Linked DNA regions of Homo sapiens: region 2 is linked to region 1. A link is a loop called in an ENCODE intact Hi-C map of the cell type or tissue named here. Cell type or tissue: ovary. All regions are shown on one strand. Links, peaks and the distances in the headings refer to the core of each region. The heading gives the core; the rest is flanking DNA.

What was found. Hi-C counts contacts between places; a loop is a spot of excess contacts. Peaks named below come from ENCODE experiments on the same cell type or tissue, not always from the same donor. Only the 100,000 strongest peaks of a DNase experiment are listed, where the experiment ranks them.
Region 2: a loop joins it to region 1, with 2.1 times the contacts of the local background. A loop is called at or near these places in 5 of 110 quality-filtered maps.

The regions. Positions count from the first base shown.
Region 1 is chr1:12,532,453-12,548,028 of GRCh38, reverse strand. No RefSeq gene overlaps it. Among named protein-coding and RNA genes, the nearest start is that of LINC02766, 15 kb to the right of the region's middle. RefSeq lists enhancers at 1-7, 6,172-6,466, 7,029-7,677. In ovary, for the core only: no CTCF peak of the experiment used is centred there; DNase peaks (open chromatin) are centred at 6,278, 7,475 and 7,898; H3K27ac peaks cover 2,986 bases.
Region 2 is chr1:12,443,308-12,458,883 of GRCh38, reverse strand. VPS13D (vacuolar protein sorting 13 homolog D) reads right to left here. Exons shown (of 70, transcript NM_015378.4): 66 at 2,754-2,886. Among named protein-coding and RNA genes, the nearest start is that of SNORA59A, 56 kb to the left of the region's middle. In ovary, for the core only: no CTCF peak of the experiment used is centred there; DNase peaks (open chromatin) are centred at 4,127 and 8,256; H3K27ac peaks cover 1,581 bases.

The DNA.
Region 1 (15,576 bases), core at 4,876-12,875:
CTGGGGCCCTGCGAGTGGCCTGATGTCCCTTCACTCCACGGCACTGGGTGGCTGTGGCATGCTGAGCACTGGGCTGGTGCCTGCGTCCACAGAGGGGAGAGTGACAGAGAGGGGGCAGGAGGTGGGCAGACAGATGTGGGCACAGACCACCCACAGGGCAAATGCCAGGTGGATGGAATCCTTGGAGGGCAGCTTTGGTGGGGGCTGTCAGCACAGGCCTCTCAGAGGAGGTGGCCTTTGAGCTGAGGTCCGAATGACAGGAGGGACACCTGTGTAAGGAGAGTGGTGTGAGCTGAGGTCGAGAGCTGGGCAGAGCAGAAGCACAGGGCCGCGGGGCAGTGTTACGGGCCAGGAAATAGCAGGGGCCACGCCAAGGTCATGAGCTGAGATTCGCCCTTGGGCTTCTTGGTAGATTGTCCTCCTGTTGTTGAATTGAGGCGACCCCATCTCCCTAACGAGGGCACCCTCTGATCCTGTCCACCACATGGAGGACCCAGGACAGACGAGCCCTCTGGGAGGCTCGTCATTGGGAGCCAGTCCTTCTGGCTCTGTCATTCCCATCCTGGCTTCAGGCCCTGCAGTCTCAGTTTGGGTTTCTGTAAAATGGGAACTCAGTATCAACCTTCTCCAGAACTGAGGAGGAGAAAAAAAAAATGCAGCTGCTTGGGAAGCGAGCATCCCCTGGAGAGAGGGTGGAGGAGGAGGAATTGTACTCGCAGCTTGGCAAGCACGTGGGAGCATTTGGCCCCCGTTCTCGCAGTCACAGACGTTCCAATGTGGCCAACACCCCGTGGAGGAAATGAAAACCCGAATGCTTTGTCCCTGCCATCTGTAACTTTCTTCTCTCCCTGGGGAGGCGTTTGGTGCTGACAGGCCTGAGGTCTCTGTAGGAAGGGAGGATTGGACCATCCCTGGTGAGATATAGACCCCCGAGGTCTATATTCTGGGACTGGGGACCCATAGGCTGCCTGCTCCTCTGCTGGACCCAGAGCCATCTTTCCCATGAAACAAATGGACCCAGTTTGGGGCCAATCATGTCAAGAACACAATCCCTTGAGTTGTGCTTGTAAGAGTGGGGCTCCGCTGCGCAGACTAGCCACACCCTCCTACCCCATCCTCCCGGGCTCAGGAGCCTGCCAGCTCCTGGATGGGGACCTAACGGGATGAACCCTGTGGTCATTACCCCATCATCATAGGCTATGGCCAGGGAGATGGGGAACTTGGGCCCAGGGTGGAAAGAATGAGGCTCTGGCTCTCCTATGAAGAGGTGTCTGACTTCAGGGAATGTTTCTGGGACTCCATAAACCATCACCATTGTTTACTAACATGCAATTCGCGCTATGTTTTCTTTCTTTCGTTGTTGTTGTTTTTGTTTTTGTTGTTGTTGTTTTGAGACATAGTCTGTCTCTGTGGCCCAGGCCGGAGTGCAATGGCGTGATCTCGGCTCACTGCAACCTCTGCCTCCCAGGTTCAAGAGATTATCCTGCCTCAGCCTCGGGAGTAGCTGGGATTACAGGGGCATGCCACCATGCCTGGCTAATTTTTATATTTTTTTAGTAGAGTCAGGGTTTAGCCATGTTTGCCAGGCTGGTCTCCAACTCCTGACCTCAGGCAGTCCACCCGCCTCGGTGTCCCAAAGTGCTGGGCCATAGCTCTATGTTTTCTAATTGTAAAAATGATACAGCAAGGCGCGGTGGCTCATGCCTGTAATCCCAACATTTTGGGAGGCTTGAGTCCAAGGGTTCAAGACCAGCGTAGGCAACATGCTGAAATCCCGTCCCTACAAAAACTGGCCGGGCGCGGTGGCTCATTCCTGTAATCCCAGCACTTTGGGAGGCTGAGGCGGGCAGATCATGAGGTCAGGAGATCGAGACCATCCTGGCCAACGTGGTGAAACCCCATCTCTACTAGAAATACAAAAATTAGCTGGGCATGGTGGCGCATGCCTGTAATCTCAGCTATTCAGGAGGCTGAGGCAGGAGAATCACTTCAACCAGGGAGTTGGAGGTTGCAGTGAGCCAAGATTGTGCCACTGCACTCCAGCCTGGTGACAGAGCAAGATTCCATCTCTAAATAAATAAATAAATAAATAAATAAATAAGTATAAAAATTAGCCCAGCATGGTGGCAGGCGCCTGTAGTGCCAGCTACTCGGGAGGCTGAGGCTGAGGCAGGAAGATCGCTTAAGCACCAGAGGCGGAGGTTGCAGTGAGCTAAGACTGTGCCACTGCCTGGGCGACTGAGTGAGATCCCATCTCAAAATAAATAAATAAAAATGATACATAATTATTTTTATTTTTATTTTGTTTTTTGAGACGAAGTCTCACTCTTGTCCCCCAGGCTGGAGTGCAGTGGCACAATCTCAGCTGATTACAACCTCCACCTTCCGGGTTCAAGCGATTCTCCTGCCTCAGCCTCCCGCGTAGCTGGGATTACAGGCGTTTCCACCATGACGGGCTAATTTTTGTATCTTTAGTAGAGACGGGGTGTCTCCATGTTGGCCAGGCTGGTCTCAAACTCCTGACCTCCGGTGATCCGCCCACCTCGGCCTCCCAAAGTGCTGGGATTACAGGCGTGAGTCAGGGTGCCTGGCCGATACATAATTTTTTTAAAAAATAAAATAATGCCAACATGCATTCAGATCTAGGCTGAGATTTCGCTGCATCGAGGTGGTTTGTTTTCCCCAACTACCTCATTAAACCTGTGTCTGTCACAGAGGAAGCGCTCCATTCAGATGTGTTGAATGAATGAAGGGAGGAAGGAAGGGATCACAAGTTAAACTTATGTGATCCTTCAAAGAGAGCTGACTGCTTTAAAAATGGGTCACTGTGGTCATCACCATCCTGCTCCCCAGAGAAACAGGTTCTTCCTGAAGCTGTGCCCACCCGCGGTGGGATTTCCCCCAGGGACCATGACCTTTCCGCTTCCTGTCTTTCCCACAGTTCCCCAGCCAGGGGCTTCCCAGAGCAGATAGTCCGTCCATGGGCTCATTGTTTTAAAATATTTAATCAGTATTATTACAAAGATGATATCGTGACAAGAAAAGAAAAAAATTTAAAAGAAAATTGGGCACTCACCAAGTACCCAATTTTTTCAATCGTTTTTATAATTTATGATTTTTGCTTAACGCTTTCACAGATGTTTTTTGTATTTCTGCATAATCTTTAAATTTCTCCTTTTAAATATCATTGTAATAGTTTTCTACTATTCCTTCGTGGGGTTTTACCGTATTTTTGGAAAGTTTTTTTGATAGTGGATGTTTAGGTTGTTTCCAGTTTTTTCCGCTCACAATAATGCAGCCGTGCATGTTTGAATGGTTCTGGCCCTTTGCATCTCATAAACCTTTTCCTTGGGATGAATTCCAATAGAGAATTACTGGGATGGAAACATCGTTTTATGACTTTCTTTCTCTGGGTGTGAGTTAATTTCTAAGTACGACAGCAATTTGCAATACCTTCAACAGCAGAGTGAGTACCTGAATTTCTCTGCATGCTTCAGAATCCTGGGTGTGACCTTGAGAACACTTTTCTTTTCCTGGTGCAGTGGCTCATGCCTGTAATACCTGCACTTTGGGAGGCTGAGGCAGGAGGATCACTTGAGCCCAGGAGTTTAAGACAAGTCTGGTCAACATAGGGAGATAGGGAGGCCCTTTTTCTACCAAAAAAAAATTAAAATTAGCCGGGCATGGTGGCACATGCGGGCAGTTCCACCCGTGGTCCCACTGAGATGGGCAGATTGCACTAAGCCATGATCACACCACTGGACTCCAATCTGGGTGCCAGAGCGAGACCTTGTCTCAAAGAAAAAAACCTTGTTTTAAATTCATTTTGTAAATATAAAATAGCCTCTTAATACTGCCTTAGTTTCCCCCTCTTTGATGATGAGTGAGGACAATCACGTGAACTCAGAGCACGTGAGCTTGCCATGTTAATTAACCTCTGAGCCCCAACCGGGTCAGATATAAACTGGGAATGCTGCCATTTCCAGCTGGTAAGTTTTTCTTTTTGTCCAATTCAACCAATCATTTGATCTTGATTTGTTTATTTATAGGAGCTTTAGATACATGCGGTACTTTCAGAATAGCAAAATCAAAACATGGTCTTTGCCCCAAGAACTTACGACCTATTTCCATATTGCCAGTGTGTCTCAGAACTACCCTAAATGAGTCTTAGGAGTAGTTTGAATGTCCAATAGTAATTACGTCATCTGCGGAACCCAGACGCCTCAGAAATAAATTAATTTCATCCCAGACGTAGTTATCAGGGTTGTGGCTATGTAAACAGTTTTCATCATTTCATACCTGAATGAATGAATTATATTCTGCAGAAAACTGGTTGGTTGGAGAGATTTAATTAAGACAGGAATGCAGGAATTTTCTTGGGACAAACAAAAGGATTATAGAACTTTGTAAATAATATACAAAAAAATTAGAAACGTACATTTGTTGGTTGGATTTTCTTTCTTTCTTTCTTTCTTTCTTCTTTCTTTCTTTCTTCTTTCTTTTTCTTTTTTCTTTCTTTCTTTTTTTTTTTTTTGACAGGATCTCTGTCGCCCAGGCTGAAGTGTGGTGGCATTATCCTGGATGGCTCACTGCAGCCTCGACCTCCTGGACTCAAATGATCCTCCCACCTCAGCCTCCCCAGTAGCCGGAACCACTGGTGAGTGCCACCATCCCTAGCCAATTATTTTATCTGTAGAGATGAGATCTCGCTATGCTGCTCAGGCTTCTCTTGAACTCTTGGGCTCGAGTAATTCTCCCACCTTGGCCTCCCAAAGTGCTGGTATTATAGGTGGGAGCCACTGTGCTTGGCCATTTGGTTGGATTTTCTTGCTATACTCCCTGTGCTAATGAAGTGAGATGTAAAACTTACTTCAGTGTCTAATACAGATAAGCATTCAATGAATGCTGACTGCCCAACTCTAGTTTCTTCATATGTAAGTGATTCTTTCACGTCCTCTGTTTGTCTACATTAAACTCAATGTTTTTCTTGTTTATTTTAATGAATTCTTTATATATTGTAGCCACTCTTTTGCTTCCTGTTTCCTGACATTTTACTTTGTCCACAAAATTTAGAACATTGGAAACATTTCCTGTCCTGGGTTACATTAGAGTCACACTCCTGCTATTCTATGCTCTACCCCCAACCCCCCCACCGCCCCCCGCCACCAACTCTCTAAGACTCAGTGGGCTGAAATGAGAGCCAGGAGGTTTACCAGTTGGAGCAATTTAGTTGATTTTGTCCTGGGCTCAGGCAGCTTTCCCTGATGTCATTTGTTCCCTGGGGATTTGGCTCACTGAAGCACACAGGATAATTCTTCTGGAATGAAAGGACTTAGAATCTCCTCATTCAGAGGGTCTCTTGCCTCAAATTCTATTCTGGGTCCGTTTTCTTATTTTATGGTGGTAATTGTTATTGTTCTTGCTTTTTTTCCTTTTGCAGCAAACTCACTCATTATCAAATATCCAACAAGAGTGTTCTAGGTGCAAGACTTTGAATTTTGGGGACACAATGGTGAACAAAACAGACATGTCCCTGCCCAAGCGGAGTTCACAGCAGAGTTCCTGGGAGATGCACACTGGCCAATGCCATCCAGTCCACAAGTGCTCATCAGGCACCTGCCGTGTGCCAGGCTGTCTTCTGGGCCTGGGGACAGACACGTGAGCAGAGATGGTCCCTACCATCTCTGCATCGGGAGCTTATCATCAACACAAATCCACGAAACATGACATTTAACATGCGCAAAGCTGCAAAGGAAGGGCTGGCAGAGCCACGTGGACTACGGTACAGGGAGGGACTTATTCTGACCAGGGGTCTGCCAGGAGGGGTGTCAGTCACGGAAGGCTTCCCTGAGGAAGCGACCTGTGTCATGAGCTCTGATGGCTGACTTAGAATTAACCGGGCAAATGGGGACAAGACTTTTTGACACAAAGGGAATAATAGATGCAAAGCACTTGGGGTGGGAGGAAACAGTTTTAAGGGCCCACTCAGGGCTGGATCCAGGGTGGGGCACCGGGATTCTTGGGGCCAAAAGGCTGGGTTTCTCCTCGTCTGGTGAATCAGAGTTTGGGGGAAGCCTCTACTGGTTTAGCCCACCCTCAGAGCCCTGATCCACCAGCTGGGCAGCTCAGCTCATCTTTTGTCTGGTGGTGGGGAAAGGCTGTTGGAGGCGCTGAGGGGCAGAAGCCTGTTTTTGGAGGGCCCGTGGCAGAGAGTGAGGGAGGGCCACGTGGAGCCCCACGGTCACCCTGCTACTTTCTCTGACCTCAGCTGCGGCTTGGCCTCCCGCCCTTTGGGAGTTCACAGGGAGGTGAAATCTGCAAGCGGAGGCTGGTTTCTTCCCCTCCTGGGAGGACTGAGCTATCCAGACAAGGCCCGGGAAGGCCCCTTCCTCCCCTTCCAGGGCTCTCTGGGATCTGATGAGCCATTTGTCCAGCTCTGTCTTCTCCCCTCCCCAGCTCTGGGGACAGAGCAGCTGGGACTGCAAAGACTGTCCTGTTCCTGATGTAGGTCCCCACACCTGGAGACCCAGGGGCTGAGGCCGGCCCCCTGCACCTCCTCCAAGCTGCTGAGCTCAACTGCACTCTGTGGCCCCAGGAAGGCATGGGAAAGGCTGCCCCCCTGGAGCACTTCATGGCTGTCGAGGCGCACGTTGCAAATCAGGCTCTGGCCCTTTGCCTCTGCGAGCACTGGGGGCTGTCACTTACGACCCTGTCCTTACAGGGAAATTCCAGCCCACAGCTCAGGGCCTTGGGAGCAGCCGCATAGACTTCGGAGCCAGGCAGCTCTGGGTTGGCGTCCCTGACCTGTCTCACTCTCTGCAGGACACTGGGCACATTTACGTCTCTGAGCTTCAGTTTCTCCATGTGTAAAAAGGGGTCTACCCCTAAGCTGCAGCGCTGTGGTACTTATGGTGGCAGCTGGTGACAATTCCTGACAGCGGGAGTTGGGGGGTTCTTTACCACCAGTGGCTCCTCTCAGAGTCATTCAACCCAGGCAGGGGCACTGGGGAGATGGTCAGTACCGCCCAGGTAAACCGAGGCCTCACGTGTAGGAGCCTGCTTTCTGGAAGGGAGGCTCTGCCAGCAAGTCTCATTTCATCCTCAAAAGAACCCAGGGATGTAGTTATAAGCAGGATTCGCCTCTGACAGATGAGGAGAGGTTCAGAGAGGTTGACAAACTCACTCAAGGTTGCACAGCAAGTAAAAGGCCCAGCTGGGATCCTTCAGGGATTGCTGGACCAGGGAGCCCCTCCTCTGCACCGTCAGGAAGGGTCCAGTGCTGGGCCCTGAAGCCAGGAGCCCGAGAGGACGTTCTCAGCACCAGCTCCGCCTGCAAGCCCAGGATTTCCCACCCCCATGCACCGCACCCAGGACCCCAGGACAGTGCCCCTCCCCGCACACTGGGCTCTGGCCTCAGCCTGCCTCTGGGAACTTGGCGTTGGAGTTGGGGGAGGGTGGAGGGAAAGGCAGCCTTCGGAGCTGTCCCTGGGAGGGGAGCCGTTTGGCGTGAGGGCCGGGCCAGGCCGGCCTCCTTTGTTGCAGGCTGACAGGACGGTGCGGCCACCACACACTTCAGCTGCCAACTCGCCGCGGTCACTCAATCCATCACCGAGGGCGGGGGCTCCCGGCCCTGCTGGCTCCTGGCCGCTCGGCCTGCGATGTTGTTTTAGTCTGACTCGGGCTGTGAGATAAACGGGGCATGAACCGGTCCCCTGGCAGGGGGTCAGCCCCTTCTGCCCTCATTAAAGTGCCAATCAAGAAGAGGAATGGAGACGCTGAGTGAGCTCAGCCCTCTCGGCCAAGGGGGCAGGAGCCGGTCCCCCCACCACGGATGCCTGGAGAATTCCATCCATCCAAGGCCTGCGGGCGTCTGGTTGCAACACACCCAAGCAGCCGGCCCTTGGTGTTCCGTTCCTTCCCAAGCCTGCGTATGTGAGCAGCGGGTGGGGTGGGTACTTGCGACTTTGAATTTCCAGCTCCCCCAACTGGAAGGGAAATTCAAAGCAGCAAGTACCCACCCACCTCCTGCTCACACGGGCAGGCTCGGCTTGCTGTTGTGGCAACGTCACAAACCACCCCAAAACTTTATGGCTTAAAACAATTATCTCCAGGCATGGTGACTCATGTCTGTAAAACTAGCACTTTGAGAGACCAAAGTGGGAGGATTGCTTGAGGTCAGGAGTTCGAGACCAGCCTGGCCAACATAGTGAGATCCCACCTCTATCAAAAAATATAAAAATTAGCTGGATTAATGGGGCACACCTGTAGTCCCAGCCACTCAGGAGGCTGAGGCAGGAAGATCACTTGAGTCCAGGAGTTCAAGGCTGCACTGAGTCACTTGCACTCTAGCCTGGGCCACAGAGCAAGACCCTCTCTCAAAAAACCAAACCAAACCAACCAAACAAAAAAACACCCAGCCATTTGATGATCTTGTTTGAACCTGAGGGTGGACAGGGCTCAGCTAGGTGAATCATCTGCTCCATCATCTGCTGGGGTGGTGGCTGGAGGGGCTGTTTGCTGGGGCTCTTCTGGGCTGAAGGGTTCAACATGGCTCAGGCATGTGGCATCTTTGTGGGGACACCCAGAAGGCTGGGACACCTGGTTCACGAGGATGGCTGTGCCTGTCTCTCTGTCCCTGTGGAGTCTCGGGGCCTCTCTCCCTGTCTTACATGGCCTCTCCATGTGGTCTGTCCTGCAGGGTAGCCAGACTATTCAGTGACTTGGGGCTCCCAAAAGCACATGAGTGAAGGTGCTAGGCCTTCATAAGGTTTTGGCCTGGAACATGGCACAGAGGAACGTCTGCCCCATCCTAAAGCAAGTCAGGAACCAGCTCTCTTTTCTCCTGGGCACTCTGCCTGGAGGGCAAGTGGATCAGCAGCCTCTTGGGGTGTGGGGTGAGGTGGCTGGAATTCTCTCTCTCTCTCTATATATATATGTATACACACACACACACACACACACACACACACACACACACTCCACAATTCTTCAACTCTCTGGAAGAACCCCTCAAAGTCTATAACAAGGCATTCGCAAAAACATAATTAATAGTATGCTTTCATATTAATTTTACATATTAAATAAAAATAATAATTGGACCGGGTGCAGTGACTCACACCTGTAATTCCAGCACTTTGTGAGGCCAAGGCAGGGAGATCACTTGAGGATCTGCCAGGAGTTCAAGACCAGCCTGGGCAACATGGCAAAACCCTGTCTCTACAAAAAATTAGCCAGGCATGGTGACGTGTGCCTGTAGTCCCAGCTACTCGGGAAGCTGAGGTGGGAAGATCACTTGAGCACAGGAAGCAGAGGTTGCAATGAGCTGAGATTGCACCACTGCACTCCAGACTGGGAGACAGACTGAGACTGTCTCAATAATAATAGTAATAATAATAATAATTGTTACCATTGCTTAAGAACTTATGCCAAGCATTGTTCTAAGCAATTATAGCTTATTTAATTCCCCTGATAGCCCTGTAGGGATGATATAACTATTACCCTTGCTTTACATGTGTCTAAGATAAGTGGCTAAACTGTAATAGACTCCCAAACATTTAGTAACTCAAACACAATAGAGGTTTTTATCTTGCTCTCTTAAGGAAAGATCAGCATTCCTGGTGGGCAAGCAGCCCTCCTCCCTTTAGTGTCCCATAGATCCAGGCTCCATCCATCCTGTGACCCCCACCCCTCACCTCTGGTCCCCAGTAGTGCATAGATCACTCTGGCAGCTACATGAAGACTGGGCCATGGATGGTGTGTGCAGCTGTGGGCAAGCAGAGGGGTTTGGGATATTCACCATTTGCCTTCTAAATTTACTCTCCCTTTGTTCACCCTGCTCTCTGCCCTGGGAGGCTGCCCTCTGTGGACTATATCAGTGGGCTCCCCAACCCTCCAGCTTCCAGTTAGGCTCAGCCAGTGGGAGACAGAGCAGGAGATCAGAGGGCAAGAGGAGAGGGGAGGGTATTGATTTCCCTGGCTCTCTGTCTCCACTAGGCTGTAGTTTGGAAGTAGCTGACTTTTTCTACCAAAGGCTATGGCTCCTATCAGGGGGCCGGCAGCTTTGACTCTCACCCATCTTAGGGATGGTAAGAGGATACGTCACCGTCTCTTGTTGGTACCCCTGATCCCACCCGCAGCTTGTAATCAGCCCGTCTGCTAACCTCTCTGCAATCTCTGTATCTGTCAGAGGATACAGCTCATCTACATTCTGCAGTGGTCTCAGCTGGCACAGGAGGCAAGGGAGGAAGCAAGGAACCATTGAGAATGCTACAGTAATAATCCAGGAGGGAGATGATGGTGGGGTAGCTTTCCAAGGTCGGGCCAACAGGATTTTCTGATGGATTGGATATGGGGTTCGAATAAAAGAGAAGTTTCCAGGATGATTCCAAAATGGTTGGCTTGAGCAACTGGGAAAATGGAGTTATTTATTAAGATGGGTAAGACCAAAGGAGAGGCAGGCTTGGTCAGTTTTGGACATGTTAAGTAAGGCATGCTTTTTAGGCTTCTAAATGGAGACATTGAGAGGCAGATGGAGCTCTGAGTTTGAATTTCAGGGCAGAAATTCAGGCGGGAGATAAGACTATGAGACCTGCCCATATACAGATGATATTTAAAGCCATAGGACTCAGAGAGATAACCAAGGAGAGTTTGGCTGAAGAAAGGAAGAGGACTTACAGTGAATGCTGCGGCTCTCCAACATTTGGAGGCCAGGAAGATGAGAACAAAGAATAACGAGTGAAGTAGGAGGAAAATGAAGGAATTGGGTATTCTGGAAACAAAGTAAAAAAAAAAAAACTTTCAAGAAGGAGAGAGTGGCTGGGCACGGTGGCTCACGCCTGTAATCCCAGCACTTTGGGAGGCCAAGGTGGGCAGATCACGAGGCCAGGAGATCGAGACCATCCTGGCTAACATGGTGAAAACCCAACTCTACTAAAAGTACAAAAAATTAGCCGGGCGTGGTGGCACGCACCTGTGGTTCCAGCTACTCAGGAGGCTGAGGCAGGAGAATCACCTGAACCCAGGAGGCAGAGGTTGCAGTGAGCCAAGATTGTGCCACTGCACTCCAGCCTGGGTGACAGAATGAGACTCCATCTCAAAAAAAAAAAAAAAAAGAAGGAGAGAGAGTGCTCAATCATGACAAATACAGCTTTTATTCAGATTAGATAAGGCCTTATCATGAAGATTAGAGTTTGAAATATGAATGTCATTGATTATCTGGAAAGGGTGAGGTTGTGGGGATGAAAGCTTAATTGGCAAGGGCTCAGAGAAAAGGAGAAATTTCTGGTTCTATCCATGGCAGAGTAGTTGGTACTGGACAAATCTGTCACAAATAACTGCAAAAATGGTCAAAATATATGAAACAATTATTAGGCATTAGACTGCAGGCATTGCCATGCTACAATCCTTTAAAAAGGGAAACACAAAAGGCTGAACTACACATCCCCCTTGACTTTCTGCCTTGGGGTAATTTTCAAACTGTGGTACCAGGAAGAGGATTACAAGCAGAGAGTCACAGTCTCTCTGGGTAGAGAAAAGGAAGCTCAGGGTTCAGGGCAGCAAAAACAGCTAGAATTTGTGGGCAGGTTACCAAAAAGGAGGGAACCACAGAGAAATCCAGAAAGGCTACCATTCAGAAGTAAAGATCATACCTTAAGAGTAAGGGCTTCCTCCTAAAACTGTGACTAAAACTGAAATAGAACCACCCTAACGAAGTCTAAAATCAATCTTTAACAAAATCAAGACAATCCACCAGTTAGTTAACTGCCAGAAAAAAATGTTTAACACTCTTCAGAGGATAGTATCATAACCCAGAGTTTCTACAATGAGGCACTCAAAATGTTTAGCATATAATAAAAAATTACTAGACAGGTAAAGAAGCAGGGAATATGAACCATTGACAAGAGAAGAAGAAAAAAGCAGTCAGTAGCAGCAAAGTCAATATAATCCAGATGTTGGAATTAGCAGACAAAGGCATTAAAATACATAAATATATTAAAGGATTTAGTGGAAAGGGAGACAAAACGTGAGCAGATGGGGAAATTCAACATAGAAATGAAAACCTTTAAAAATAATTTTGAAAATTACATATGTATTTATTTGTAGAGAGAAGGTCTCCCTATGTTACCCAGGCTGGTCTTGAGCTCCTGGTCTCAAGCAATCCTCCCAAAGTGCTAGGATAACAGGTGTAAGCCTCCGTGCTTGGCTGAAATGAAAATTTTTAAATGGAAATTCTAGAACTGAAAAATACAGAATCTGAAATAAAGAATTTTTTGGACGTGCTTAATAGCATATTAGACATGGCAGAATAAAGAATCTATGAACTCAAGACAAGTCAACAGAAATTATCAAAACTGAGGCACACAGAGAAAGAAAGAATAATCAAATAAGACACAACAAAGCATTCAAAAACGTGGGACAATATTAAATGAGCTAATATGCTTTTATTTGGAGTTGCAGAATGAAAGGGAGAGAAAATGGGACAAAGGAAATATTGGAAGAGGTAATGGCCACTTTCCAAAACGGATGAACTATAGCAACCCACGGATTCAAAAAGCTCAGCACATCCTAAACTGGATAAATACAGAAATACTACACCTAGACCATCATAGTCGAACTGCTAAAAACTAAGGACAAAGAAAGCATTCTTAAGAATCAGCTGGAGAAATATGGACACATCACATCCAAGAGAACAAAAATAAGAATTATGGCTGACTTCTGATCAGAAACTGTAGAAACCAAAGATAATAGAATGATATATTTAAAGTGCTGAAGGAATGTAGAATTCTTCATCCTGTGAAAATATCCTTCAAAACTCAAGGTAAAATAAAGACATTTTCAGGAGAACAAAAATTGAGATAGGCCAGGTGCCGTGCCTCATGCCTGTAATCCCAGCATTTTGGGAGGCCGTGGTGGGAGGATCACTTGGGCCCAGGAGTTCGAAACCAGACTGAGCAATAAAGTGAAACCTCGTCTTAACAAAGAATCTAAAAAATTAGCCAGGTGTGGTGACGCATGCCTGTAGTCCTAGCTATTCAGGAGGCTGAGGTGGGAGGATCGCTTTAGCCCTGGAGGTCGAGGCTGCAGTGAGTAGTGATTGCACTACTGCACTCCAGCCTGGGCAACAGAGCAAAACTCTGTCAAACACACACACACACACACACACACACACACACACACACACCAAACACTAAAGAATGTTCTTTAGGTGACCCAAATGGGCCAGGTGTGGTGGCTCAAGCCTGTAATCCCAGCACTTTGGGAGGCCGAGGCGGGTGGATCACAAGGTCAGGAGGTCGAGACCATCCTGGCTAACACAGTGAAACCCCATCTCTACTAAAAATACAAAAAATTAGCTGGGCGTGGTGGCAGGTGCCTGTAGTCCCAGCTACTCGGGAGGCTGAGGCAGGAGAATGGCGTGAACCTTGGAGGTGGAGCTTGCAGTGAGCCGAGACCATGCCACTGCACTCCAGCCTGAGCAACAGAGCGAGACTCCGTCTCAAAAAAAAAAAAAAAAAAAAAAGGTGACCCAAATGGAATCTTAGATTTTGGGGAAGGAATAAAAAACACCAGAAATGGTAAAAATAAGTAGATGTTTATAAAAATTTATTTAAGGCTGGGCACAGTGGCTCACGCGTATAATCCCAGCACTTTGGGAAGCCGAGGCTGGCGGGTCACCTGAGGTCAGGAGTTCAAGACCAGCCTGGCCAACATGGCAAAACTCCGTCTCTACTAAAAATACAAAAATTAGCCGGGTGTGGTGGCTCACGCCTGTAATCCCAGCCACTCAGGAGACTGAGGCAGGAGAATCGCTTGAACCCGGGAGGTAGAGGTTGCAGTGAGCCGAGATTGTACCATCGCACTCCAGCCTGGGTGACAGAGTGAGATTCCATCTCAAAAAAAACAAAAACAAAAACAAAAAACCTACCAACTAGTGAAAGCAAAAATAATAATGATGAATAGTGGTGTTTATAACAAAGGTAGAAATAAAATATAGGACAACAATTGCACAAAGAGAAGGAAAAGTGTAAATGAAACTATTCTGTTCAAAGTTTTTACATAATATGGGAAATTACATACTATCCATTCAAGGCAGTCTATGATAAATTAAAGATGAATATTGCAATCTCTAGAGCACACTAAACAAATAAACAAACAAGAAAGTTTAAACAAACAAACAACAAGGAAGTTTAAAAGTCAGTGGAGATAATAAGTGTCAGTGTAGGTTCACTGACTGTAAGAAACAAATCACAGTGTTATGGGATGTCAGTAGTGGGGGAAGTTGCGGGCGGGGAGGGACAGGGGCCATGTGAGAATTCTCTGTGCTTTCTACTCAATCTTGCTGTGAACCTGAAACTCCTCTCAAAAATGAAGTCTATTTTTAAAAAAAAAGCCAAGAGAGCACATAAAAGACAATTCTAAAATACACTTAATCCAAAATAAGAAAGAAAAGTAAAAAACAAAGAAACAAGGAACAGATGAAACAAATACAAGGCATACAGAAAAATGGTAGACTTAAACCCATGTACAATTACATTAAACATAAATGGACTACAAGTGAAAAACAGAGAATATCACATGGGGTACAAGAATGAGACCCAATAATACGCTCCTCTCTAAGAATATGAACACCAAAATTAAGAAAGTAAAAAGAATGGGGAAAAAAGGTATGGCATATAAACACTAATCAAAGAATGCTTATGTGGCTATATTAGTATCAGACAAAGAGTACTTCAGGACAAATAATATTACCAGAAATAAAGAAGACCATTTCATAACAAAAAAATCAATTCATCAAGAAGGCATAATCTAAATGTACATGAACCCAGCTTCAATACATGAAGCAGGCTGGGCGCCCTGGCTCATGCCTGTAATCCCAATACTTTGGGAGGCCAAGGCATGAGAATCACTTGAACCCAGGATTTTGAGAACAGCCTGGGCAACACAGCAAAACCCTGTTTCTATAAAAAATACGAAAATTAGACAAGCACGGTGGCATGTGCCTGTAGTCCCAGCTACTCGGGAGGCTGAAGTGGGAGGATCGTTTGAGCCCAAGAGGCAGAGGTTGCAGTGAGTTGAGATTGTGCCACTACACTCCAGCCTGGGCAAGAGAGCCAGACCCTGCCTGTGATGGTTAATATTGCGTGTCAACTTGATCGATTGGATTGAAGGATGCAAAATATTGTTCCTGAGCGTGTCTGTGAGGGTGTTGCCAGAGGAAATTAACATTTGAGTTAGTGGACTGGAAGAGGCAGACCCACCCTCAATCTGGGTGGGCACCATCTAATCAGCTGCCACTGCGGCTAGGATAAAAGCAGGCAGAGGAACGTGGAAGAACCAGACTGGCTGAGTTTTCCAGCCTTCATCTTTCTCCCGTGCTGGATGCTTCCTGCCCTTGAACATTGGACTACAAGTTCTTCAGCTTTTGGACTCTTGGACTTATACCAGTGGTTTGACAGGGACTCTCGGGCCATTGGCCACAGACAGAAGGCTACACTGTCGGCTTCCCTACTTTTGAGGTTTGGGGACTCGGACTGGCCTCCTTGCTCCTCGGCTTGTAGACGGCCTATTGTGGAACTT
Region 2 (15,576 bases), core at 1,118-9,117, 85 kb after region 1:
GTTGACAGCAATGGCTGAAAACACCTTAGAAGAGGCCAGAAGCTGGCAGAGGCTGAAGAGGTCACAGTCACTGAAGGGAAGAGGCAGCCCGTCTAGGGAGCATCTCCAGGACCTGTGCCAGGGACACTCACAGGATGTTTACCCTCTGACAGTGGGGTGTGAGGAAGCTCTCTAGACTCTTCAGCTCTAGTGAGACAAATTGGTAAAGGAAACTCCTTGGGTGAGAATGTACTAACAATTCACAACATTTCTTTTGGATTCTGGGTAAATTTGCTCCAGTGAGGCAATATCTCTTTCCCAAACTTTTTTTTTTTTTAGAAACAGGGTGTCCGTCTATCACCCAGGCAGGAGTGCAGTGGCATGATTACCGCTTGCTGCAGCCTTAAACTCCTGGGCTCAAGCGATTCTCCCTCTAGGTCTTCCAAAGTGCTGGGCTTACTGTCCTGAGCCACTGCACCCAGCCCTTTCCCAAACTTTTGAACAAAGTTTTTGGCAGAGCACACACAGAACAGGAATTCAGACTGGGACCTGAGAGACAGAACATGACTGAACCTGGGTCCAGCAAGGCCTGCAGAGAGAACTGAGCACAATTCCCATTTCTTACATCAAGGGGATTGAGTGGATTCTGGTTCTTATCACCTTCTAAAGGTCTTTTCATCCTAAGGGAAGACTCTCACTCTAGGATACTGCCTTCGTATAACCCAGAGCTCAGTGGATCCTCTTTGGATGAAGCCATTGGCTCCTGGAGAGGCTGTACATATTATAGGAATGATTCTTGATGGGAGGTGATTTTGCAACTTTGAACCAATCATGCATTTTCTCAGCACATTTGTGTGTTCATCCAGAAAGTGAGGAGAGCCATGCTCTCTCCACGTCACAAGGATGCTGGCCAGATAAAGGCCACCACACATAACAAAGCATTTTATATTCATTTTAAAAGTCTTCTAAGAGTCCAATGTACTGTCATTACCATTACGAGAAAGAATGATTAAACCTTAACCCCAAATGATTGCCCAACAGTCAACTTTTAAAATCCATAAACAAATTACTTTCAGCCAAATTTCACTTCTGGCCTGACGTCTCCTTAGGGACAGCTCCCTTTACGGTTGGGCAGCCTTAGGAAAAGCAAAGGCATTTTGATCCAAATCTCACCATTAGGAAAGCTGATAAACAAAAACTCTATTCTAAACGTGTCCTAAGCACAAATAGAAATATAATATTTTACTGTCTATATTCCTTCCTCTTCTTCCAAATGCAGATAATTAATACTGATCAGTCTTGATATGACTCTGATAGCTTTGGATGGTTCCTAAGGATCTGGTACAAAGAGTTTAATTTACTAAGCCTTACTATGCATGAGCTATGTGCCAGGTGTCATGTGAGGTACACAAGGAGAAAGGTGAATGCAAAGTGGTCCTTCTCCCCTCCTCACATTCTCAATCTATCAGATGTACACAGCTGGTGACATACACAACCCAGACTGTGCTCTGTCATTAACTCTAACAGGGACAATAGAGCTGGGAAAATGTATTGAGTTGGGACTTACAGGCTGAGTAGGATTTTGATAGACAAGGAAATGAGGCAGAGGAGGGAGAGCAGAAGGACCATGTGTGAGCAAGGACTTGGAAGCACACCTGGGAAGCAGTACATAGCTGTGTGTGGCCAAAGTGCAGCATGGCTGAAGGATGGTGGTTGGAAAATTGGCTGGATTTATAGTTCCAAGGGCCTTGGATGCCGTACTAAGAAATTGTTAAGAAAAATGCAACAAAAGGCAAATGACTCAGAATTAAAGCATTAAAAGAATTCAAAGTCAGAGACCAAATGCATTCATGCCATCACCAACATCTCTTAGGCAAATAAATTTATAATTTTAGTGAATGCACATTTATGTAAAACTAAAAAACACCTGGGCTACAAACCTGGCCACAAATTCCTCATTTCAATTTCTTTGGAAGGAATGATCAGTAAGGAGAAGGCAGAGGTTACAATTCTAAGAGAAGTAGCAGCTACAATTCTAAGAACAGGTCTGGTTGATTACACCTTATGATACTTTGGGAACAGAAGCCAGAGAACGAAAAGGAATTGCAATGTGCACAACATTCAGAAAGCGAATGAGGAGTTCTCACCGGCTGTCGTATTTCAACTGCAAGGAGGATAAAGTAAGAGAGCTTGGAAGGCTATCAGGTACGCCAACACAGGATTTCCTCTGTTGTCAGCCTTTTCTTTTTTTTTTTTTTTTTTTTTTTTGAATTGGAGTCTTGCTCTGTTGCCAGGCTGGAGTGCAGTGGCACGATCTCAGCTCATTGCAACCTCTGCCTCCAGGGTTCGAGCAATTCTCCTGCCTCAGCCTCCCGAGTAGCTGGGACTACAGGCATGTACCACCACGCCTGTCTAATTTTCGTATTTTTGATAGAGATGGGGTTCCACCATGTTGGCCAGACTGGTCTCAAACTCCTGACCTCAAATGATCCACCCGCCTCGACCTCCCAAAATGCTGGGATTACAGGATTGAGCCACTGTGCCTGGCCTAATTTTTGTATTCTTAGTAGAGGCGGGGTTTCACTGTGTTGGCCAGGCTGGTCTCAAACTCCTGACCTCATGATCCACTCTCCTAGGCCTCCCAAAATGCTGGGATTACAAGCATGAGCCACCGCGCCCAGCCCACCTTTCTTTTTTTATAGCTGCAATCAGATTGATACAAAGGCGCCTCTGAGGACCAGCAGCAGCAGAGCCTGATGTCACCCATGACTTACCATGAGCCAGGCCATGGATGCCGGCTACAAGGTGTTCACCACTTGTGGCTGCATGGTACCTGATGTACTCCCGCTCTGACTGATGCCGATTGTCCATCGTCTTCCCTAAGCCATCTGATAATGTTCCAGCAAACTAGAAGGAGTTAAAAGCAGGAGAAGAGTTTTAAAGTCTTGGCACTATTTTTACTATTTGAATTACTTTAAATAAATTTAAATTAAATACAATTAGATAAGCCCATGCTGGTCTGTAGTGGTGTGATCTCATCTCATCACAACCTCCGCCTCCCAGGCTCAAGTGATTCTCCTGCCTCAGGCTCCCGAGTAGCTGAGACTACAGGTGTGTACCACCACACCTGGCTAATTTTTGTATTTTTAGCAGAGATGGGGTTTCACCATGTTGGTCAGGCTAGTCTCGAACTCCTGACCTCAAGTGATCTGCCCACCTAGGCCTCCCAAAGTGCTGGGATTACAGGCGTGAGCCACTGTGCCTGGCCAATAATTTAAATATAAATAAATTTAAATATTTTAAATGCAGTTACCTATACTGTCTGCCCCAGGTTGAGTGGTTCTCAAAAGGACTGGACACATACCAATTGGGGGATGCATACAATGGAGGACACTAGGCTTTGCAAAGCAACTACTAAAAATCTTTAATGACATTCACTTTCCAGAATACTACTCCAAATTTACTGAAAAAATCAGAGGTATAACAAAATAGTCTTGAGGGAGAAGTGAGCTTCAGGACTGTATCATGGTAAGAACATAGGCTCTTTGCTCTAAGAATTAGTGGAATTCAAAACAGGAAATGTGTCAGATTGTTGCTTTAGGGTTTGGTATCAAATATTTGGAGACATCAAACTCCCTCCAGTAATGCTGTCTTTCATTTATTCAATAATTACTGAGTACCTATGAGGTGCCAAGCTCCATTTGTCAAAAGCCAAAAACGAAATCGATGGAAAGATTAACAGGTTAGGTCACCGTTCATAGGAGGTGGCAGACTTGAACTCATGATTTCAAATGCAAACCCACCCTTTCCACAATTCAGAGATTTTATTTATCCTGGCATACTTTAACCAGAAAAGCTGTCTCATCCATCAAAGCTGGGATAAAAAGGACATAAAACTCTGTTTTGTCACAAGACAATCTGAAAAGGTTTAAAGTGACAGTTAATAAACCACAGAGTACTTATCCTCATCATTCAGGCATAAAAAGAGAAGGATATCAAATATATAATTAACCTTCTCAGGAAGGATCTACCAAAACAAGTGGTTTAAGTGCCAATGACCCAGGACTAACCTCTTAGAAAACTCACAGGAATGTTCCTTAGATACAAGGCTCAGGGGAAAGCCTCAAGGCAAGCTGCCTGCCTGGAAGGCCCAGGAACTGGGTGGCCATCTAGGGGCCTATTTCATTCTCCTTTGGCAAGGGGGTTAGGGTGCGTGTTACACAGATCAGATCTGCCCTGGAAACCTCAGTCATGAGGATTCTTGACACATGTGACAGTGAGTTCTGGGCACAGAAGAGGGACTAGTGAACACAGCAGCAATTCCATGTAAAGCAACAGTTCCTGGAAGAAGCTATGGGAAGACTCATGCCTTTTACTCAGTCCAAATATTTTACAACCTAGGGCAGTGATTCCTGACCTTTCTGGAGATGTAACCCCTATCATTATTTGTTTGCTTTCTGCCTTGCCTTCCATATCACTGCCTGTCTAATGAGAGAATTAAAGTTAATGAAAATTAATAACTTCCTTTAGGACAACTGGAAACACCACACGACGCTGCAAAGCTAGCACCGTGAATCACTAAGGAGTGGCTTCAGTCAGAGACCCCATCTGAGAGTTACCACAGTATAGGAGAAGGGCCACAAGCTGGGGCATCTGACCAAACTTCAGTCCTCCCTCGACCATTCTGGTAACTACATGACCCTGAGCGAGGTCACCTACCTCTGAGCCTCCTCTGCATCTGGAGAATAGCCAGAGTACCTACTTTGTCATGTGGCTGGAAGCATTCATGACAATGGCTCGGGGGCCTGGTATCTAGTTAGCATTCTTACTGTTCTTATTACTCTGCTACTAGTCCAAGGAGGAACATGCCTGCAGCGTTTGAGGGAAGCCTGTCAAAGGTTTAGAATTATGGTCATTTGCACTATAGTTTAACATAATAAAATCCTCTCTTTCCAGCAGATAAACACCAGCCTCCCAAGTAAGTTTTTGGAGTGGTACCACTTACAAAATTAGAGTGTTGGACTCTACGATTTCCAAAATCCTTTCCAGCTCTGGCACTGTGTGACCTACAACCCAAGGTAGAATGTCTTTACTAAATACTTCCTCTGAGCCCAGGACAGATTTAGGTACTGCTGAAGAACACAAACAAACAGCAGCCTTGAACCCTGCCCTCAAGAACTGACAGTCTCTTTGAGAAGGTAACAATCGTATACACAAAACAGTCAGCAGGAACCCAGGACACAAACTACACAGAAAGGAAATGTGACCTTTGTTTTGGAAAGAATCAATAAGAGTGCCTGCTATGTTTAGAATTATGTAGGCTGCCAGCGTTCTTCAGGTTCCAGACAAAAACGTGTCTCTCTGGTGCCCCAGACGCTGTGAGAACCACAGTTAAGTGACGCGTGCCCATGTCCTGTGTGTCTCCAGGGGACACATCTCCACCTGAAGAGACCCAGGAGCACCGCAGCCAATTCAGGGTCTTATTCAGGTCTTTCCTGTTTCTCTCAAGCTCTTATATTCTTTCTAAGAGCTTACATTCTCTTTCTTGGAAGACAGATAGGGTAAAGTGCTCTTTACCTATCGCTGGCAGCTAACTAGGAGGAAGTTAAAAATCCTATAATACTCCCCCACCAAGAGAATATGGGAGAATAATCTAGGCAGAATACCCAATATCACTCCCTCTTCTTCTACTCCCATCAATTAATATCCAAAGTTGATGAGTGAGCCTATGCCAAAAGCTTAATTTCCAACTAAGTCTGCTGTGGCAGCCTCAGCTCCCCAGCACCAACTGGGTCCTGGGTGTTCTCTATACAAAGACAATGTATTGACCCAAGGAGGATGGGATGAGATGACCTAAGAGATCACTCTTCCCTCTAATGCTGGATTCTTCCGTAAGATGAAGACCTTTGCCATGGAAAGGTACCTACACCTATCTCAACTTACTGTAGGACTTCTGTCTGAATTCCTGTTTCTCTGTCCATAAAAAATTGCTTATGCAAGCCAACTGGACTTGTCCTTTGCCACTTGTTAACAGTCAACCATTACAAAAGTCTTCACCCCTAGAAATACAGCTTTGAGAACCCAGAAAACTTGAGTAGATGTTGAAATCTATGATCCAACCAAACCTGTATTGATGAGTAGTTAATCAGATTTTACTGGGAAAGACGTTTTACAGAAACTAAACCAAAGCCAGCCAAATGATGGATACAGTGGTAAAGGCAGGGCCCTGGGCCAGTTCACTGCACTCTGAGGATTGAATCCAGGCTACCATAAAGCATGTGGCCTCCTTTTACTATGGAGGCATTTAGTTAGGCATCCTTAATTCTACCCCATTCCCCACCTCAGTGGGAAGGTAAGTCCTGCCCAGCCATTATTTCTCCCTCAAAGACAGCAGAAAACAAGTGGGCTGTGGAGGGAGGGAATTCCAGTGGTGCTCATCATGGGTGCCCTCTGGCCTTGCTCTTCTCTGAAGCTTGGAAGCACTATTTTACCCAGGTCCTTGACTTTGAAGATGGTCATCAAAACAGGGCAGAGATACCCAAAAGAGCTACACCATCATGTAGGGAGTGACTGGCCCAGGCCATCCTTCATGATCCCATCCTCCCACTGTCTTGTGACAAGTAAAGCCTGGAGATAGAGGTCCAGATTATTCAGACGAAGGAAAAATGAGTCCCGATATGAGCAAGTACAAATCCACTACACACCCAGTCAACCAAGCAATCCAACATGTGCAGAAGCCCTACTTGTACGGCAGGCTAGAGACAGAGAATCAGAAATCAGAAGTGGTTTCTGTCTCTTGCCTTCAAGACCTCAGTAGGGAAGTATGGATGTGGCATAATAGAAAGATAATCACACCTGAGTTTGAATTTTGACTGTGACACCCAACAGCTATGAGATCACAGACAAGTAACCTTTGCGGGCCTCTGTTTTCCTCCTTTTCAAAATGGGGATACAAATATTCCCTACAAAGATGCTGTAAGGATTAGGTAATACATGTAAAGCACATAGCACAGAGCCTGATACATATGAGACATTCAATAAAAATAGTATTATGTTATCTAAACTTTGACTTCTTTATATGCAAAATGGGAATAATCAGATTCTGCAGGACTGTCTTGAGGATTCAGGGATAGTGTGCACGTAAAGCATCTGGCATGGCATATCCCCCCAGCAAAGCGGAAGCTATCTGCAGCAGGGCATAACAGCACCAGGGTGTGCTAGGCTTCTAAACTGGGAAAGCGACTAGCAACTGGAAGGTAATCTGCAGACAATTTGTAACTCTTTGGTTATAATACCTTAACACCAGAAGGAGCATTTGCAGAGACTTAAGTCTGCCTACCTCATTTTGTAGCAATCTCAAGTCCACAAAATACTTAAGGCTTCAAGTGCATGTTGTTCTAGCTAAAATGAAAGGTTCCAAGGAACAAAATGTCCTTCAGAAAATCTAGTGTTACACTCACAAAGACAATGATTTTCCCCTTCCTTTCACTTCAACACATGCCATACTTGTGAATTCTGGCCACAGTCCAAAGTCATTAACTTCTATAAAGCAATATTTTCAGCAAGGGGGTAAAAATCTCAGAAGTACTTCAAGATGCCAGTTCTACTGAATAGCTAACACACACTCTGTCAACACCCTCCTTCCCAAAATAATCTCATTGTCTACACAAATGGAGACACTGCAAATTAGCCTGGGTTTGGGGCCTGGCTCCGAAGGGTTGATTTTCTAAAACTGAAATTCAAGTAGACACTGGAATGGGGCAAGGGAAAAAATTCACACTGTGTTCCTCTGTTCTGTCTGATCAGTTTACCTGACCCTTTTATGATCTTCAGCAAGCATGGGGTGCCAAAGGCATTTGGCCAGTGTAACAGGAGCTGGGGCTTGAATTTCTCTCCCTTCTCTTGGGTTCTTCTTTCACAGTTATTTACCTAATGGAAATTTCCTCTTTAATATCTTTGCCTCACTGAGTAATTGCTGGTGGCAGTATCTTCCTTGTCACCAGGGAAGATGGTAACCAAATACAACAGGAAAAGAGAGAAGTGGCAGGACTCCGTAGTGTGATGGAGAAGTTTTATATTCTTCCAAGTACAGATGCTCCTTGACTTATGATGGGATTACGTCCGGGTAAGCCCATTTTTAAGTTGAAAAGGCTTTAAGTAAAAATGAATTTCATACACCTAACATATCTAAACATGCCCGGAACACTTACATTAGCTGACAGCTGGGCGAAGTCATCTGGCAGCAGGGCCCACTGTAGAGTATTTGTTCCCTCTTCATGATCACGTGGCTAACTAGGAGCTGCGGCTGCCCTAGTGCCCAGCACTGCGACAGAATCGGATCACATGTCACCAGCCCAGGAAGATCAAAACTCAAAATCTGAAGTACAGTTTCTACTGAATGCATATAGCTTTTACGTCATCGTCAAGTCAAAAAATTGTAAGTTAAACCACCACAAGTCAGAGACTATACAAGGTTGTACAGCTGCAAACCTCAGCTACCAGCACAGCTCTAATTCTAATCAGCATTGTCTGCAATAAGCTATGTCTGAACTCATAAATTTGGAAAACCCAACTATCTATTGTGCCTCTAAGTAAGGCTGCCATGAACTTTGTGGGAGTTGCCACGATGTAGTCAAACAAGCAGGAGCAAAGGAATCAAATCTTACCCTGACAGTTACCAAACACGCATGCTGGTGGAAGAGGCTTAATTTCTCTGAACCTCAGTTTATCCATCTGCTAAAATCACATACTTTCTACTGTAAGGGATTGCTCTTTTTTTTTGCTGGCTGAGTCTCAGTCTGTTACCCAGGCTGGAGTGCAGTGGTGCGATCACAGCTCACTGCAACCTCCACCTCCTGGGTTCAAGCGGTTCTCATGCCTCAGCCTCCCGTAGCAGGGATTACAGTTGTGTGCCACCACGCCTGGCTAATTTTTGTATTTTTAGTAGAGACAGGGTCTCACCGTGTTGGCCAGGTTGGTCTTGAACTCCTGGCTTCATGTGATCTGCCTACCTCGGCCCCACGAGGTGCTAGGATTACAGGCATAAGCCACCGAGCCTGGCCTGCAAAGGACTGTTTTGAAGAGTTAAGAGAATAATTAATGCAAAATGTTTGGTGTAGCATTTGGCCAACACTTTTTACAAGTTTCTTAGAAGTAGTATGGGACTTTCAATTTCAGAGTCATTTTCAACTCTGCTGGTATACTACTAGGAAAACCATCTTTGAGTCATGTAAGACCTAAGTCACTTCAAAACGAAAGTCTTCACCACTGACTTCCGTTTCATACTGTCAAAATATCCACAGTTAAAAAGTATTCTGAGTGTGAGTTTTGCCTTGATGTTGAAGAACCCTTTTGTGATACTCATAAACAGAGAAGAGTTAAAGGAAAATGTGACCTGAAAAGCAGTGAATATCTATTGTTGATAAAAGGCAAACCAAACAGCTAGTCCTCACTCAGCCAAATCACGAAAGGGTGGGGAGGCTGGGAAGAGGCATTTAAAAAAAAAAAAAAGGCACGGAACAAGTTGAGGTTTGGCAAGAAGGAAGCATTTCTGGATTCCAGATTTCTATCCACTAGAAGAGGAGTGCTTTTGTCTGTTTTCAGTTCTACTTGGTTATGGATTATGTATAGCCCTTAAGGCAAAGAGAAAAAAAGGGGAGGAATCCAGAAAGGGGACCCTGAATAAAAACAATACAGGCATTTTAAAGTTGGGACTGACATCCTAATTCCAGTAATATGCCTAAGCCAATGACCTTGCTTTTTTTTTTTTCCTGGTCTCTGGAGATCTAAAAGCCCTCCTACCCTAAGATGCACACCATGTTGCTATTTCACGGATAAACACTTATCAGGCAACAGACACTCCTTTTTCAGTTAAGAAACAAAGTTATCTAAAGCCACCCAGAATTATCTCAGCACCCAAGGTTGAAACACATGCAAGGAAGTCAGGCCTCAGGACTGTCCTGCTGTCTTAACTAACCCAAGACACACGCCTGCTGAACTGGCAAGTTTCTCTTGCTATTCTGCAACTCTGACCCAGTTGTGAACTCAGATGCTGTTTCAGATTAATCTGGAAGCTCAGAGTGGTTTGAAGCATTCCCATAATAGGATTTTGCTTTTTCCTTAAAAAGGATTGGTGGAGTATGCTATAAAGTAAAAACCGCAGAAATAAGCAGGATGTACACAGGTAGAATCAAGACAACTGATCTTCAACATAGAGAAGTCGGGGCTTAGTCAAATCCTATTTTCCCTATAGTTTTTCTACATTGATTATAAAGAATTATGAAGGAAGGATGAATCCTGAAGCCCAGCTGTGGATGGAATTGTGTCCTGCCTTTCAGCTCTTCATCAGCTAGGACCCAGTGTAGGACTTTTTGGCAGAAGGGGGGTATGCTTATGTTGAAAATGCCAGACCCCTACTTGTCTGTTGCTGAAACCCCATGAAGCATGCAGAGGGAAGCCTGAAGACAGGTTTCCATACAGTTAGCACTGGCCATGGGGAATATGCCTTCCCACCCCATGAGAGCTCCTGTTTTGCCATTCTAACAAGGTTTTTGCATAAATAGCTTGTGCCTCAGTACTGAACCAGGAGATAGATTATAATGCAGGAAAAAAAATTCCCTCTATGGCGGTCACACCATAAAGCCTGATTTGGCAGATAACTTATTTCAACTCCAAGAAAACACACAGGCTCTCAAAAGCAGAGTCCTGATGCCAACTCTTGTCATTAGTATCAGCTGGGTGAACATGAGCAAAAGACACACTCTCTTTAGAATCAGTGTCTTCATCTACAAAACAGGGAGAACACCACCCATGGAGTTACCCACGGCGACCTTGGTTACGAAAGCACTTGGAAAAAAACACAAATCAAAGGGTTATTACTGGAAATCCTATCCTTTCTTCCAATGAGTGCTCTCCGGTTCCCTCCTCTTTCTCCCCCACTGAATCTTGCATGTCTCATCCTAAACTATGGAAATCACCTCATGCCCATTCTGGAACAAAGGAAAGCATAAATATGTCAATTAAAATCGCAAAATACAGAACTTTAGAAATGAAACCGAACATTCCTCAACAGAAAAGAAGCTCAAGATGATCTCCTTCCTAGTCACAAGACCTCCATTCTTACAAAGTACTTTGTATTTATTTCAAATGAATAAATATATTCACTTTAATGCCAAAGGCTTAGAAGAAAGGAGGCTGATGACATCAGAGAGAATAATCATAGATGCTGGGCACCAGTATAAGCTGAGCTTCTTGTGGCAAAAGTAAAATAGGTTTCAAGGGTTTGGAATAAGTTTTTTGAGGTTTTTAGAAAGAAATCCGTTCCCAACTATTTCTTTAAATAAATTAAGTTTTAGATGAGTGTGTGGCAGAGTAGGTAAGGGCAAACTTCCAAGTACTGAAGACCACAGTGGAACTTCTGGAATCATAAGCATCAGCCAACAACGTTCGTCATGTGCCAGCCACTGTCTTTGGGGCCTCTCATCAATGAAATATTTAACTAGCTTAATCCTCACAACAATCCTGTGAGGTAGTATTATTATGCTCATTTTACAGATAAAGCTGGAAAGACCATGAGCATTTCCAGCAAAAGTCTGCTAAGTATCTATGTGTGATACTGGGTAACCTAGAGAGGTAACCCAACCATGACTTTTGCTATTGTCTTCGTAGAAAAATTCCTTCCTAAATGCCAGTGAAAATTATACAGAGATATCAGGCATATCTCTTTTCTCTCCCAAGTAGCAGAACTGACAAAGGAAGGCAGCTGACAAAAGTATATTAAAAAATTTCTGAAAAATTACATGCAAATATCTGGACAAGGAAGAGGAGTCAGGCTCCAGTGTTCTTTCTTGATCCATATCCGTAACTCAGACACCTGGCCCACTTCCATCACCCAGACCTTTCCGGAGGCCACGTGGCCTAGAATCTACTTCTTTTCCCAAAGCTACTACTCTGACAATCTGAAACAGGTCCCAAAGAAATAGGAGGCTTGGTACATGTCCGTTATGTGGATCACATCACACCACACCAGCTTACATTACTAGTATGTACCATTTATACTAGGAAGAAAGATGGAGGCCAGACTGGGGTGGAGATTGGGACCAGTGATTTCAAGAGGTGCTGCCTATGGAGGAGAGGTCTCCTCTTCCACCCCAGCTTCTTATAGGAGAATGATTTCCTGAAGGACGTAGAACACCAAAGCTAAAACATTTGCTAAGTTAGAGCTGGTCTGGTCAAGCAAACTAACTCCAAAAGAAGCTACTGCTCTGGAAAGGCCTGTTTCATGTACCAGTAATGGACATATATGGAGATACAAATATAGGGGGATATGGAAAGAAAGAGGACTATGGAGAGAAAGAGGACTATAGAGAGAAAGCAGGCAAAACCAACCATGCTCCTAGGGTAAAAAAAGAAGATTTTGAAAGTTCATTTGGTTCAATCTTCATTCCTCTTGATCTTTGCCATTGTTCTTTTTTTTTTTTTTCTTTTTTGAGAGGGAGTCTTGATCTGTCACCCAGGCTGGAGTGCAGTGGCATGATCTTGGCTCACTGCAACCTCAGCCTCCTAGGGTCAAGCAATTCTCCTGCCTCAGCCTCCTGAGTGACTGGGATTACAGGCACGCGACACCATGCCTGGCTAATTTTTGTATTTTTAGTACAGATGGGGTTTCACACCATGCTGGCCAGGCTGGTCTCAAACTCCTGACCTCATGATCCGCCCACCTTGGCCTCCCAAAGTTCTGGGATTACAGGTGTGAGCCACCATGTCCAGCTGATCTTTGCCAGTCTTCTGCTATTCAAAATACCCCTGACCCATCTAAGAGTAATACACCATTCACAGTGGAAACTAAGCTATTGTTTCTAACAACTAACTTTTTATGGTGGTGGGTAGGATAGACCTGCATTTTGGGAAAGCTACACATGCAAAGCTGATACTTCACTTCTAGCAATGTCCAGGGAAGTTATTTATACACAAGTGTCATGTATCTGGGTAAGACCACCAATTGGGAACTGGTCTTTAGCATCTGGGAGAACAAAGAAGTTGAACCTGTCTTTTGCAGAGGAGGTAGAATGGGAATGGGAGGTAGTTCAAATCTAAGGTACTTAAATTAAGTCCTGTCTCATTTCTTTAGAAAACTGGCTTGATCCCAGGCTCAAATGAAAGGTCAAAAGAAGGTTCTTTTAAAAATGAACTCAAATGTTCCCATTTTTTTTCAGATGGGCTAAAATAGGAATAAACTTGCAGCTTAGCTACTTCCCAACAGTTCCTCAGAAACCTCTGGTCTTTGCCTAGGATTTGCCTAGGATGTCCCTTGGATTCCTCAGTGGCCTTTCAGTCGTCATTCCAACCTTTGCTATCTCTCAATCCACAAAGGGTGACCTGGGAAAGGACATTAAAAATTCACACCCATCTACTTCCAGCAGATCTGGTGTCTTGAACCTGAATTAGTCATCTCCAGGTTAACTGATTTCAGGTCTGAAAAGTCCTGGACTATGGAAGAGAACAGAATCCACTTAACTCAACATCTGCCCTTTCCAAAGGTGGCTACACGGCCTATCCTGATGCCTTTTGTTGATTTTAAGAGAAAACCTTCAACGACTAGAAAGATAGGAAAATGAGAGATCTGGTTCAATGTACTTTTTACTTAGAAGAGAACTAATTAACCCTTGTTTATAAAAAAGATTCACCAACTTTCCTGCTTAAGCAGAACGGATTCTTCAGGACTCAGTTTCCTTAAGTCCTCTGTTGTGACTCCAGGGGTTGAAGCTGATTACTTTCTACCTCACACACACTGTCTCTGACCTCATCTTTCTATTGTCTATCCCAAGAAAAAGAATCCTTCCTCTAGACTCTTCCCTTTAAGCATCAGGCTTTGATCCTTTCAAAAATACAAGTCCCTCTGGGAAACTCCTGCTAATATTTACCCCTTGCCGCAAATAAAAAGTTAAAAATGCAGGGGAGGTATGCATGGGGGAAAATTTAAAAACTGGGTATCTGAGGTAGAAGGAAAGAAGAAGTTTAACTCCTCTCTGGAGAAAAATAACATTGGCCAGAACCTCTAAAATCTTTCTTATACAATGTCAGGAATTCAATTAAAATTTCCAGATATGTAAGAAAACAGGACTAAATGACTGAAGACTAAGAAAAAAAATACAAGATTCATCACTGGTATAGTATGATTACTATCTTCAGAAGAAAAATAAGATGGACAGTTTTACCAGAAAACTAACATTAAGATTTTAGTAAATGGTGAAACAGCAGAGTCGACAGAATTAGCAAACTAGAAAATGAGGTAGTAAAAAATATCCAGATGAAACATGAAGAAAAACCAAGGGGGTGAAAATACAGAAAAGAGCATGAGAGGTGTAAGTGACATAGTAAAAAAGGTCCAAATTCTGCATAACTGGAGTCACAGAAGGAAAAGAAAGAAAAAAAAGGGGGCAGAAACAATATTTAAAGTGACGCTGGCCAAGAGTTTCCCAAAATCGTCCAAAGACTTCACTGCAAATTCAAGAAGTTCTACAAATCCCAAGCCTGAGAATCATATCGAGGCATATTATTAATAGAAACTAAAAACAAAGAGTAAATCTTGAAGTTGTCAAAGAAAAAAAAGGACACATTACCTTTGAAGGACAAACAATAATACTGAAAGCTGTTTCAAGAGAAATGGATGGAACAACAATGGGATGATATCATAAAAGACTGAAAGAATAAACATAGTAAAAATATCTTTCAAAAATATAGGTGAAAGAAAGATGTTTTCTGAAGCTGGGCACGGTGGCTCACACCTGTAATCCCAGCACTTTGGGATGGGCGGGCGGATCACCTGAGGTCAGGAGTTCAAGACCAGCCTGGCCAACATGGTGAAACCCTGTCTCTAAAAAAATATACAAGTTAGCCGGGCACGATGGCGGGTGCCTGTAATCCCAGCTACTCAGGGGGCTGAGGTGGGAAAATCGTTTGAATCCAGGAGGTGGAGGTTGCAGTGAGCCAAGATTGTGCCACTGTACTCCAGCCTGGACAACAGAACAAGACCATCTCAAGAAAAAAAAAAAAAGAAAAACAAAACTGAGATAATTCATTGCCATAAGAGCCACAAAAGGAAGTTCTTTAGCAGAAGGAAAAGGGCCCAGATGGAGGTATGGATAGGCAAAGAAAAGAATAAAAGACGCAGACGGGATAAATATGTGTAGAGATCTAACGGATATCAATTATTTAAGCCAAAAAAAAAAATCATGTTTTGTGAGGGTTAAACATAATGTAAGTAGAACTAAAATACATGACAATAACAGCAAAAAAGACAGGAAAAGGCAAATGGAGGTCAACTGGTATAAGGACTGTGCATTGCCTGGGAAGCAAGAAAAAAAGAAAAAGAAGCAAAATAAAGATGGGACCAAAAAATACTCTCTAATCAAGTAACTCCCATAATGGAGAGACTTTTATATGTGTTGCAGGAAACATGAACAAGAATATTTGTAACAACATCAGTTCATGCCAGCAAAAACACTGGAACAGTCCAAATGTCTAATAGTAAAATAAATAAACTGTAGCACATTCCTGCAATGGAATACTATACAGCAGTGACAATGAATGAACTAC